Regions from separate parts of the Homo sapiens genome. Here region 2 is linked to region 1. A link is a loop called in an ENCODE intact Hi-C map of the cell type or tissue named here. Cell type or tissue: CD14-positive monocyte. All regions are shown on one strand. Links, peaks and the distances in the headings refer to the core of each region. The heading gives the core; the rest is flanking DNA.

Region 1 (9,000 bases), core at 4,001-9,000:
ATAGATCAAAAACAGCTATGTCTAAATGTCCAATATTTCCAATGGCCAGGAGTATTAGTACTTCTGGCCCCTTGGATAAGGAAGATACTGGAAGACAGAAGCTCATTTCTACAGGCAGCCTGCCAGCTACTTTACAAGGAGCTACAGTATGTATTTTGGTGTATTTTTTTATTTGGAAATTGATCACTTACGTATGATTTTGTTCCCCTTGTCTTAAGTAGTCTTATTAGCTTTATTATTGCCAAGAAGAGTCTCTTATCCCATGATACAATTATATTACTTTTCTACTCATATGGGAATCATTGAATTTTTTAATGGCTTAGTATTATTTTGCATTTGCCATTTATGGTTTTTATTTATTCAACAGGATTCTTTAGGTTTAGAATGGCACCTTCCAAGTCCCGATCCTGTCACTGTTCCGTATCTTAGTCCTTTAGTGGTATGGAAAGAACTTGAAAGCTTATTGGAAAATGAAGGTGATCATGCAATAACAGTAGCAGACTTTGTGGACCATCATCCAATTGTTTTTTGGAACCTGGTATGGTATTTCAGACGTCTTGACTTGCCCAGTAACTTACCTGGATTGATTCTTTCTTCTGAGCACTGTAACAAGTATTCAAAGGTATGAGACTAAAAATTAAAAGGCAATGAATGCTTCTGTTACCATTGTAATGTTTGCATATTCCTAATGATTAAAAAGTAAGGTCTGTTTTTATGCTAAATTTATTTTATTTTATTTTTTGAGACGTAGTCTCACTCTTTCGCCAGGCTGGAGTGCAGTGGCACTATCTCGGCTCACTGCAGCCTCCAGCTACAGGGTTCAAGCAATTCTCCTGCCTCAGCCTCCCAAGTAGCTGGGATTGCAGGCACACACCACCACGCTCAGCTAATTTTTGTATTTTTAGTAGAGACGGGGTTTCACCATGTTGGCCAGGATGGTCTTGATTTCTTGACCTTATGATCCACCTGCCTCAGCCTCCCAAAGTGTTGGGATTACAGGCGTGAGCCACCGTGCCCAGCCTATGCTAAATATTTTTAATAGCCCTCTGGGTCATTAGATAAATAGAATTGTTTTAGTTGTATTTACAAATAATATTTTCTTCTTACAGGCTAGCAATAAGAGTCTTTTTTTTTTGCCTTCTCCTAAAATTTACATTAAACGTACTTGAATTTTTGCTATTGCTTCAAGAATAAACTGGAAATGACTCTTAGGAAGCAGATTTGTGAGTTAGGCCCACTTACATCTTGTACTTCTTTCAAAACAAGCCTAATTTTTTTTTTTTTTTTTTTTTGACACAAGGTCTCGCCCTGTCACCCAGACTGGAGTGCAGTGGTGTGGTCATGGCTCACTGTGACCTCTAACCCCTGGGCTCAAGTGACCCTCCTGTCTCAGCCTCCCAAAGTGCTGGGGTTATAGGCAGGAGCCACTGTGTCCAGCCCAAGCCTAACACTTTTTAAGGATATCTATACAGCAGTCCCTCCTTATTCATGGTTTTCCTTTCTGAGGTTTCAGTTACCCATGGTAACTGTGGTCTCAAAATATTAAGTGGAAACTTCCAGAAAGAAACACTTCATAAGTTTTAAATTGCATGCTGTTCTGAGTAGCATGATGAAATTTCGTGCTGTCCCATCTGGGATGTGAATCATCCCTTTGTTCGGTGTATCCACGCTGTGTATGCCACCTGCTTGTTAATCATTGAGTAGCCATCTCTGTTATCAGACCCACTGTGATGGTATCACAGTGCTTGTGTTCATGTAACTCCTGTTTTACTTAATGGCACAAAGCAGTGATGCTGGCATATTGTTTTAATTGTTCTATTTTATTATTAGTTATTGTTAATTTCTTTTTGTGCCTCATTTATAAATTAAATATCACAAGTATGTATGTATAGGAAAATACAGTATATATAGGGTTCGGTACTATCTGCAGTTATAGGTATCCATTGGAGGTCTTGGAATATAGCTGCTGAGGATAAAGGGGGACTATTGAAATTCATATTGCAATCATGTGCTACCACTCTCGTCATTCCTTTACCCTGGATTTTTGTTTAACATTTAGGCCATTTGTTTGTTATATGTTCATTTGTATTTTCGGTATGTTGTTTTATAAAAGTGTCTTTACTTTTTCATATACTGCCACTGCCACTAAATGGTGGTCTCTAAGTTCAGGAACCTTGCCTTCTCTCTTCTTGTGCTGCATGCCTATGATTGTGCATGTGCTTCGGATTTTCAGTACATCATACATGAGTGACAAAGATGTGAACTCAGCGTTATCTGGGCCAGGGTGTTGGATGATATAGGATGGGACTCCTGGATTTATCTTTCTGTGACTTTCAATCATGAGCAAGAGGAGCAAGATGAGTTCTTCTTGGTACCCTTTCTCACGGATCTCAAGTACTTTGTTATATCTGATCTTTAGAGATCATTAGCTTTTCCACACAGCCCATCTTCCTGTAGTAGATATCAAATGTAGATAAATCAGTCTTTTTCTGTTCTCTTTTCTGTCTCGCACATATACATCCTAAAAAATATTTATAAGAATTTTATAAAATACTTATGAAAAATTATCATGTAAGGATCATTAATGAATGTTTATTGTATAACACAGATTCCCCGCCACTGTATGTCTGAAGATAGCAAATATGTTTTAATACAAATGTTATGGGACAATATGAAGTTACATCAGGATCCGGGACAGCCCTTGTACATTCTCTGGAATGCACACAGTAAGTGCCATCATAGAATGCTGACTTTGTTCATATGAGAGTAATCTCTACTAGCTTTAAATAGCATAAACCAATGTATAACTGACTTTTATTTTACTGTACTACTTTTTGTCTTACAGGTCAAAGTCGTACTCTTTTGTTTGAGAGTGAGTGTTTGATTTTTTTAGTGCTACCTTCTATGGAGGTCTAAGGGTTTTTTTTTGTTTTTTGTTTTTTGTTTTGGTTTGGTTTTTTGAGGGGTGCTGTGTATGTGCTGGAGGGGTTGGTTGTGTTTTGCAGAATTCAGCTTTCAGCACATTGCTCATCCCAATTTCTTCTTTTTACTTATTTTTTATTTGTTTCCATCCCAGGCTGCTGATTTAGAATTTTCATCAGAGGCTGTATTAAGGGAAACAATATTCTTAGTTATTGTCTATTTAAGACCACAGAAAGCTTTAGACCTTTTTTTGTCATTATTTGTCTTATTTTTTGCTTTCTTCATTCTTGGATTCCTATTTCTTTATCTATTGCCCTTAATTTATTTTTAGTGCTTTGTAACTTAATATCTGTCAGTTGCTGCTTAATTTCTTTCTCCTTTCTACACAGAACATTTTCCTTCATCTGTTCTTTTGTTCGTTTACAGCCCAAAAATATCCAATGGTCCATTTATTGCAAAAAAGTGATAACTCATTTAACCAGGAACTGTTGAAAAGTATGGTAAAAAGCATTAAAATGAATGATGTCTATGGACCAATGAGTCAGATTTTAGAGACACTGAATAAGTGTCCACATTTTAAAAGACAGAGGTAAGTCCTTCTCTTAGACGAATATATTGTTCTCCTAGGCAGATTCATATTGTTTGCTTAGTAATTTGTTAGAATATCTCATGCTTATGATAGCATTAAATTTTTTATAGGGAACATATGGACTATATGGATACTAATATTTTCTCCATGACTTTTTCTCCCTAGGAGTTTATACAGAGAAATACTATTTCTCTCACTTGTGGCACTGGGAAGAGAAAACATTGATATAGGTAATTTAGCTTTATATCTAATATGTAATATTTATATATCATGGAATAGTTTTCAAAGTATTTTTATATTAGTAGTTATACTTTATTAGTAATATTAAATCTGTAATTATATAAAGGTAGATTAGTTGTTGCTAAGGACCAAGAGGTGGGGTGAATAGGGAGTGACTGCTAACTGGTATAAGGTTTCTTTTTGGTGAGATGAAAATGTTCTGGAATTAGGCAGTGGTGATAGTTGTACAATCTTGTGAATATACCAAAAAAACACTAAATTGTACACTTTAAGTTAGTGAATTGTATGGTATATGGATTATATTTCAATTTTTAAAAGTTAATCTGACAAGAAAAGGACTAGTCAGGAAAAATTATTTAATTGAAAGGAGCCGGGTGCGGTAGCTCATGTCTGTAATCCCAGCACTTTGGGAGGCCAAGGTGGGTGGATCGCTTGAGGCCAGGAGTTTGAGACCAGCCTGGGCAACATGGTGAAACCCCATTTCTACCAAAAAAAAAAAAAAGTTAGCCAGATGTGGTGGCACATGGCTGTAGTCCCAGCTACTTGGGAGGCTGAGGTGAAAGTATCATGTGAGCCTGGGCAGTCGAGGCTGCAGTGAGCCATGACGGTGCAGCTGCATGCCAGCTTGGGCTGTAGAGCAAGACCTTATCTGATAAAAAAAGAATCAACAGAAGGTGATTCTTTTCTAGAAGCTACTGTAATTACATCAGGGTAATGCTACCAGGGGCAGAGCTGGAAAAATCAATGGTACAGAATAGGGAGTCTAGAAATAAACATAAATATCTATGGGAATATAATATATAATAAAATCAGCCAGGTGCAGTGGTTCACGCCTGTAATCCCAACACTGTAGGAGGCCAAGGCGGGCAGATCATCTGAGGTCAGGAGTTCGAGGCAAGCCTGGCCAATATGGTGAAACCCCATCTCTACTAAAAATACAAAATTAGCCAGGCGTGGTGGCGCATGCCTGTAGTCCCAGCTACTCAGGCGCCTGAGGCAGGAGAATCACTTGAACCCAGGAGGCGGAGGCAGCAGTGAGCCGAGATTGTGCCACTGCACTCCAGCCTGCGCAACAAGAGTGAAACTCCGTCTAACCAAAAAAAAAAATAAAAAAAAAAAAATATATATATATATATATATATACACACACACACATATATATAAAAAATAAAATGTTAGGAAAGGTAGACTATTAAATGGCATTGGGATAGTCATTCTAGCCACTTGAGAAAGATGCCAGAACTTAACCAAAATCATGAATAGTGTTATTTGAGCTAGGCCTTTTAACTATGGTGAAACAGAGGATACCAAAAAGGATTATTCAGATCCTTGTTACCATCCCTTTATTCCCTACCTAATACAAGCCCAGACTGTAGTCAGATATTACTCTAGCCCTCTGCCAAAGGTGGGATTTCCTTGAATGTCTAAAAAATTCCGGACCTCCAAGCTAGAGAAGCTCACTTGCTCATGCACTTGACTCAACTCCAACAAGCCTTCATGGGTACCACTGTGGTACTGTTTCAGAGAGGAAAGATGTTCTTAGGTCCGTCACCTCCCCAAAGCAGAAAAATAGGATCTTAGTGACATTGTTATAATTCATACCCCATTTGGCTCTCTGAGGGGCAAATTTTTATCCAGTATGTGTTTAAAATAAGCAATAAGTTAGCATGATTTCTAGACTGAGAGAAACTTTTAGCAGAAGCTTGTAAACCTCTGTTGTCCCTTTTTGTCACATGTGGACTATCTTCTGGGGAAAAGGCACACAGACCTTGGTATAACGTCCTTAAAAATAAAAGTAACAGTCTGTTAGCTCCATCTGTTGCCATGTGGAAAAGGGAAAAAAAAATCATTACATGGTGATTTCAGATATTTGGATTATTTTCCCAGAGGTAGCCCATAATATAGGAAGTTAGGACACACAAACCAAAAAAAATTTCTGTTGAAGCAAAATTTAAATTTAAAAAATGAAACCATAAAAGGACTAGTGTAAAGAAAATATGGGCAAAAAAACTTTTTGTCAATCCTGGTGGGAAAAGGCTATTATTTATTTTTACTGTTTTTATTGAGTATGCAAAGCAAAGTACCAAAAAAGTGTGTGTGGTATTTGGTGGTTTTTAACATCTGTACCTGGTAAAATTAAAAATTGGCATTTTCAAACCTTTAAGTTTCACTGGTCTGTGCAATCCAGCTGTGGTCCTTTGGATAAAGAAATGTCCTAGCAATTCCTTCTTGGCCTCTAATGTTGTGTTTCTGTAGTATTATAGAAACTTGATAGTTTTCAACATCAGACCTAAATTTCTTTATTCTTTTATTTCTTTATCAATTTCTGCAGATGCTTTTGATAAAGAGTACAAGATGGCATACGATCGTCTCACACCTAGTCAAGTCAAGAGTACACACAACTGTGATAGACCACCAAGTACAGGGGTGATGGAATGTCGAAAAACCTTTGGAGAACCTTATCTTTAAGATGTATTTGTATGTGTAAACATTCAATGTATATTGTATAGTCAGTGTATAAAATAACACTTTTAGACTCTAAATATTTTTTCTTCAATTTTTGAAAATACAATTTGTAAATGGTTCAAAAGACTCAGACAGCTTATGTACAGAATGTTTGAAGAAGAGAATAGTGACAAGTGGGGAGAAAGCCACTTTGTTTCTCATTTCTTTTTTCTTCTTCTTTAACTCCCCTGTAATAGGAAATAAAGTATTTTTGTGATGAGGAAATCCCTAAACAAAATTAGTTGCCATAAAATATGACAACTGCTTTATGGTTTCTTTTGGAAGAGACAGATTGAAAAATCATGAATGGAATCTAAACAGAAATGTCAGATGAACGTATTTCCTGTTTTCATAGACTATTCAAATGTTTTGACCATGAAGTTGTATTATACATATTTTAAATTGTTTATAGTAAGTTGATATTTTTTTAATTTTTAAATTTAATATAGCAAACTTAAAATGAATTTAAACTTAAGCAAGCAAGCGTGTATTTTCCTTGTCTGCTGCTATTTGAAGTAATTAGTACAGCTGCAGATCTCTCTGTGTATATCTATCTATATATATATTTTTTATTACTTGGGAGAATGAATTTTAAAATGTCAGTGCTAGTGTCAAGTGTTGTCCTAGGATTGCATGTTAGTACCCCTAAGCCTGAGTGTGGGGAGTGAGTTATGCAAGGGTAGCGTGCACTGCCCAGACTGACTCATGGAGCCTTGTGCAAGGAGAGCCAGAGAGGTTCACTATACCATGACTCCAAAATTGTCTCTATTGCTAATAGATACGTATAGTATACAGGGAAAACAGCTTATAAATCCAAATATCAATTTAAATTTTAATATTCTACATGAAAACTTACATTGGGAAATATGCAGACAAGTGATTATATTCCAAATTTTACCCTTATTTTAATATCTAAAATATTGGGTATGATGCAAATTATACTATAGAATATTTATCTGAAATATGACTTACTGGGGTATTCTGTTAATACTATATATAAATATTCAGAATTTTTTTCAAAAGTAGAAAAATTCCCCTCTAAAAGTACAGCCAGATAGATTTTCATCCATATTGAGGAACTTAGCTTTTTCAACAAGCTTCAGAATCTGAAGTCTGTAGAATCTAAAATACAGAAATATCCAGAAATCAGACAATAAATTGAAAGTTTAGACATCATGAGTATTAAATAGCTTTAAAAATATATTTTTAGTCATATTATTTCTAATGTAACTTTCTTTGGGTAATTTCTGGTAAGGAAAAACATCTTTTGGCTGCTAGAATTAGTTATAGATTTTCAATATGTGTGTGTGTTTGCACACATTATCATTAGTGAAGGAATTCCCTAGCCAGCTTTAAAGAAGGAAAAAATGGATAGTCCCAAATTAGGTGTATAAAGCCAGTAGAGTCCACGACACTTGGACTGGAGGTATCTTGGAGTCCTGAGACTTAGAATCAGTTCAGCTGCAGAAAACCCACCTTTTGAGTTCACACCATTAGTGAATAGCACCATGCTGAAACATTTCACAGCTTCCAACTCTGGGAAATAATGGAGAGAGTTTAAAAATGTAAAACTTCAGTTAGTTTGGGGCTGAACTTGCTTACTTGAAAAATCTGGTGCTAGGCACATATATCTGCCTCTCCTTTGTAAATACCACTCCAATATTATTCTTTACTATTCAGATCCAAGCTTCATGTTCTACTTGTTCTTCATGTTCTTTAAATCATTTGAAAGTTGTCAACTGAGAGAAACATTTCAGAGGGGGGAGGCTTTTGGCACTGGTGATAAACATCCCTCCAAGAGAACCGTCTGGGGTTCTCTTCTATTTGTGGTTGGTGGTTTTTATTCTTTTAAAAACAGCTTTCATTGTTGTTTACTTTTTGTGTAATACAAACAAAATGTAGGAATCATAGTTTATTGATTTCAAATGGCTGACAAAGAATGAGTAAAACCATTCTTTATGGTTTTACGATTCAGACTCATTTGGAAAAGCGAATGTAATTTTTACCTCCTCTTTCCACCCCAAGTTTTGTTTCTGCTTTTGGAGAGGGTTGTATTTCCCCTACTTTTAATCCCTAGGGAATATTATTGCACAGATTTAGTCTTAAAACCTAAAACACAAATACAAAGTGGTAAACCTGTTCAAAAGAAAATTAAAATGTGAATCATTCTTGAGCTGGGCGTGGTTGCTCATGGAGGCCTGTAATCCCAGCACTTTGGGAGGCTGAAGCAGGGAGGATTGCTTGAGTCCAGGAGTTCAAAACCAGCCTGAGCAACATAGAGAGACCCTGTCTCTACAAAAAAATTTTTTAAATTTGCTCGGTATGGTGGCTCATGCTTGGTAATCCCAGCTACTCGGGAGGCTGAAGCAGGAGGATCACTTTGAGCCTGGGGGTTTGGGGCTGCAATGAGCTGTGATCATGCCATTGCACTCTAGCCTGGATTACAGAGCAAGACCCTGTCTCAAAAAAAAAAAAAAAAAAAAAAAAAAAAACCAGAAAATATCAATCATTTAAAATAACTCTATACAAACTTTTCTTCAATTTTCTGTTAACCATACATTTTGGAGAATAATGGCCAATCATGTTGGAGAGAAATGCCCTTTTGCTACAGCATCTGTCTTTTATTTTCTTACTCTTAGTTTTGTTTATATGTTTAAATGGTTGACAATAAACCATGTCCTGTGCTGATGTAGCTTGTTTACTACGTCCTACCATTATGTTCTAAATGGCACAGATTTGTATTC
Region 2 (5,000 bases), core at 1-5,000, 190 kb after region 1:
CCACTTTTAAGGGTATAGTTTAGTGACATTGAGTATGTTTTTATATATATATACATTTTTTAAATTAATTAATTCATTTATTTTTTTGAGACGGAGTCTCGCTCTTGTCACCCAGGCTGGAATGCAGTGGTGCTATCTCGGCTCACTGCAACCTCCGCCTCCCGGGTTCAAGCAATTCTCCTACCTCAGCCTCCTGAGTAGCTGGAATTATAGGCATGCACCACCATACCCAGCTAATTTTTGTATTTTGGCCGGGCTGGTCTCGAACTCCTGACCTCATGTGATTCACCAGCCTTGGCCTCCCAAAATGCTGGGATTACAAGCGTGAGCCATCTCACCCGGCTGATTATGTTCATGTTGTTGTGCAATCATCACCACCATCTGTCTCCAGAATTTTTTTCATCTTCCAAAACTGAAACTATCCATTAAATAGTCACTTTCTATTACCCCCTTCCCCCAATCTCTGGCAGCCACTTTGTCTCTGTGAATGTAACTACTCTAGATGTCTTATTTAGTGGAGTCATACAGTTTTTGTCCTTTTTTGACTGGCTTGTTTACGTAGCATAATGTCCTCAAGTTTCATCCATTTTGTAGTGCATGTCAGGATTCCTTTCCTTTTTAGGGCTGAGTAAGGTTTCGTTGTATGTATATACCACATTTTGTTTATCTGTTCATCTGTTGATGGGCACTGGGATTGGTTCCACCTTTTGGCTATTGTGAATAATGCTGCTGTGGACGTGGGTGTACAAGTATCTGTTCCTGTCCCTGCTTTCAATTCTTTTGGGTATGTACTCAAAAGTGGAATTTCTGGATCATATGGTAATTCTATTTTCAGTTTTTTGAGGGGCTACCATACTGTTTTCCATAGGAGCTACACCATTGGAACACCAACGGTAGTGGCTACTGCTACCCCATTTTACATTCCCACTAACAGTGCACAGGGTTTTAATTTGTCTACGTTCGGATGATAGTTGTTATATTCTGCTTTTTTAATAATAGCCCTCTTAGTCTTTCTTGCTCCAAGTCATCCTCCTTTACCTTCATATCTACTTCATTTCCTTCTCCCTCCTCTTTGCTTTCTTAAGAGCTGTAATGTAAAACAGTTAGTATTTGTTATCTATATGTTAACATATAATTTTATGTTTTAAAAAAATTAAATTTTATTTTAATTTCTGTCTATAGTATTTAAAGTACTAAATTGATTTTTTAATTTTTTTGTGCTCTTCGAGTTTAAAATATTTTTTTAAACTTACGTGGAACCCTAGGAAAGACACTAATACAGCCTCACCACCTAGGCCTGTCATCAGCTGTCACTCCCCACAGCAATAGATATAAGCAGTGAGGAAAAGAGAAATGATTTTCACTTTTTAAGCTGTTCCTTAGGCCGCTGAGAGAGCCTCATCAAGACAGAAGCTCATAAAAACAAATGGGTGCTGGGTGAGGTGGCCCACGCCTGTAATCCCAACACTTTGGGAGGCTGAGGCAGGCAGATTGTTTGAGTCCAGGAGTTGAGACTAGCCTAGGCAACATGGCAAAACCCCATCTCTACAAAAAAGACAAAAAAAAATTAACCAAGTGTGGTGGCATGAGCCTGTAGTCCCAGCTACTTGGGAGGCTGAGGTGGGAGGATCACCTGAGTCTGGGGAGGTAAAGGCTGCAGTGAGCTGTGATGGTGCCGCTGCACTGTAGCCTGGGCGACAGAGCAGAACAGGAAAAAAACAAAAACAAAACAAATGGGGCATGTTGACATTTGCTATGGTAAACACTTACCTGGGTTATTTTTTGGCAAATGAAGAACAATTGTATTAAACATTTTCTTTTGTGAGTTTTAAAGTAGTTTGTTGCATTTCTAGAAGAAATGCCTTGTTGAAATAGCTGATATGGCTACCTCAGAAGTGCCAGGGAGTCAAGCCAGTCCTAATTCAGTGCCTGGGGATGGATTGCACCGGGCTGGTTTTAATGCCTTTATGGCAGGTCATGTGATGGCCTATGTGGGAGTGAGACAGGGACCCCAGCCCTGCAGCTCTGGACCCTGGCTCCCTGAATGCCATAATAAGGTATATTTGAGTGGCAAAGCTGTACCCCTCACAGTGGCCAAGAGCCAGTTCTCCTGTTCCTCCAAAGCCCACACTCAGAAGATAAAGCTGGCTCGGGGCAGCAGCTGACCCAACTTCCACCTACCACTGGGGTGGAATAGAGGTATTTGGGTCTCTCTAGCCTCTCTCTGTAAATGTCATACTCTCAACTAACTACTGAGTTTAGGGGAGGGGGAGTATCCTGGCAGAAATATCACTGCATTGCCCTGGACTTCCTCCTTTACCCCAGTGTCAGAGGTAGAAGGGTACAAGTAAGAAGGCTGACCAACACCTTTAACACTGACTTTATTTATTTTTAAATCTGAAAATGTCTTGGGAAAGTTTTACAAAAAGAAAAAGAGAAATCAACAGAAACAAGTTATGAAAAAAAAACAACGAAAAGAAATGCTTTGTCAATCCATTAGACTTCTTTGTCTAACCAAAGGTTCAAGAATGCAGGTGCTTTTGAGTTTTCCTCTGGCTTTGCCAAAAAATCTCTTTTGCTGTTTTTGCATTACCTAAATAGATCATTCCATTATTATTCCAGAGTATTGTAAAGACTCATAACTTGGATTTTTTTTAACTGTAGACTTTTTTTATTGAAGTGAAATTCATAAAACGTTAAGTTAACCATTTAAAAATAAACAATTCAGGCCCATGCCTGTAATCCCAGCACTTTGAGAGGCCAAGGCCAGGGGGCTTTAGGCCAGCAGTTCAAGACCAGCGTGGGCAATATAGTGAGACCTCATTGCTACCAAAATAATAATTTGCTGGGTTTAGTGGTGTCTAGTTCTAGCTACTCAGGAGGCTGAGGTGGGAGGAAAGCTTGAGCCTAAGTGGTCAAGGCTGCAGTGAGCTGTGATCATGCCGCTGCACTCCAGCCTCAGCAACAGAGCGAGACTGTCTACAAAAAAATGAAAAATAAAAATAAACAAACAATGCAGTGGCATTTAGTACATTCACAATGCTGTGCAACCATCATCTCTGTCTAGTTCCAAAACATTTTTATTACCCCAAACATAACTTTTTGGAAAAAAGAGCTTAGAGTACTGTTCTTAATTGTTTCATTTGCTTATAGTCTGGTATAATGTACTGAATTATAATTATATTTATCTTCAGGTGATTTCAAGTGTCCTATCAAAGAGGAGATAGCAATTACCAGTGGTGAATGGGAAGTTCTTGGCCGGCATGGATCTAATGTATGTTATTTTATTCTACTGATATGTTTGGTCAGTATTACTGTGTGAATGCAGTGCTAAAAATGAGTAATGTAATTTAATATGACCCCGGTATTTTTTTTTCCGAGACAGAGTCTTGCTCTGTCGCCTAGGGCTGGAGTGCAATGGGGTGATCTCGGCTCACTACAACTTCCACCTCCCGGGTTCAAGCAGTTCTCCTGCCTCTGCCTCCCAAGTAGCTGGGATTACAGGCATGTGCCACCACGCCCGGCTAATTTTTTTGTATCTTTAGTAGACACGGGGTTTCACCATGTTGGCCAGGCTGGTCTCAAACTCCTGACCTTGTGATTCGCCCTCCTCAGCCTCCCAAAGTGTTGGGATTACAGGCGTGAGCCACTGCGCCCAGCCGACCCCAGTATTTTTAAAATATTAAGTTACGGCCTAAAATTACTCAAGTTGTTGGAAAGAAATAATCTTAGTTTAAATGATAAATCTCATTTATTTTATAGCCCTTTTATAGATGTGTTCTGATTACCAAAGGTTATTTTCTTTTCTTTTTTGTGAGACAATGTCTTGCTCTGTCACCCTGGCTGTAGTGCAGGGCACAGTCATGGCTCACTGCAGTCTCAACCTCCCAGGCTCAGACGATCCTCCCACTTCAGCCTCTGGAGTAGCTGGGACTACAGGTGTACGCCACCACGACAAGCTAATTTTTAAATTTTTGGTAGAGACAGGGTCTCATATATATTGTCTGGGCTGGTCTCAAACCTAAACACCTACTACACCTAACTATCTACTACTTGCCCCTACATTTATCAGTTTTCTTTCATGTCATGTTTACTTGTGATAGGTTAGTCTGTCTGTCTTCTCTATTTTCCCTCTATTCTTCTTTTTTTTTTTTTTTGGAGATGGAGTCTCACTCTGTCGCCCAGGTTGGAGTGCAGTGGCATGATCTTGGCTTACTGAAACTTCCACCTCCTGGGTTCAAGCAATTCTCCTGCTTCAGCCTCCCGAGTAGCTGGGATTACAGGCACACACCACCATGCCCGGCTAATTTTTGTATTTTTAGGAGAGAGGGTTTCGTCATGTTGGCCATGCTGGTCTTGAATTCCTAGGCTTGAAGGATCCTCCCACCTTGCCACCTCCCAGGTGTGAGCCACTGCGTCCTGCTCACCATTTGCTTTTCTTTTTTGAGACAGGGTCTGACTTTGTCGCCTAGGCTGGATTGCAGTGGCACAATCTTGGCTCACTACAACCTCTGCCTCCTGGGCTCAAGCCTTCCTCCCACCTCAGCCTCCCAGGTAGCTGAGACTACAGGCACACACCACCACACCCAGCTAATTTTTGTATTTTTTGTAGACGGGATTCCGCCATGTTGCCCAGGCTGGTCTCAAACTCCTGAGCTAAAGCAATCCACCTGTCTCGGCCTCCTGAAGTGCTGAGGTTACAGGTGTGAACCACCACGCCTGGCCAAGCCCACCATTTTAAAATGTATTATTGCTCCTTGATGAGAAAGGGGCATATTCATAGTTTTAGAGCCTAGCAAAAGTTGTAAGTTAGCATATGGTTTGAAAAGTAACTTAAAAATCTATTATAGACTACTTGTGTCTACATTATAAATTGCGTTTACTGGCTGGGCACAGTGGCTCACATCTGTAATCCAGCCCTTTGGGAGATGAAGGCTGGAGAATCGCTTGAGGCCAAGAGTTCAGTAACAGTTTGGGCAACATATAAGACCCTGTCTCTG

What was found. Peaks named below come from ENCODE experiments on the same cell type or tissue, not always from the same donor. Only the 100,000 strongest peaks of a DNase experiment are listed, where the experiment ranks them.
Region 2: a loop joins it to region 1, with 2.7 times the contacts of the local background. A loop is called at or near these places in 1 of 110 quality-filtered maps.

The regions. Positions count from the first base shown.
Region 1 is chr15:65,659,071-65,668,070 of GRCh38, reverse strand. DENND4A (DENN domain containing 4A) reads left to right here. Exons shown (of 33, transcript NM_001320835.1): 28 at 1-146; 29 at 368-622; 30 at 2,609-2,726; 31 at 3,349-3,511; 32 at 3,677-3,741; 33 at 6,084-8,948. The coding sequence ends at 6,220. It also overlaps a transcript of SLC24A1 not described here. Among named protein-coding and RNA genes, the nearest start is that of SNORD13E, 33 kb to the left of the region's middle. In CD14-positive monocyte, for the core only: no CTCF peak of the experiment used is centred there; a DNase peak (open chromatin) is centred at 6,940; H3K27ac peaks cover 420 bases.
Region 2 is chr15:65,472,483-65,477,482 of GRCh38, reverse strand. DPP8 (dipeptidyl peptidase 8) reads left to right here. Exons shown (of 20, transcript NM_130434.5): 12 at 3,195-3,274. Among named protein-coding and RNA genes, the nearest start is that of DPP8, 43 kb to the left of the region's middle. In CD14-positive monocyte, for the core only: no CTCF peak of the experiment used is centred there; no DNase peak of the experiment used is centred there.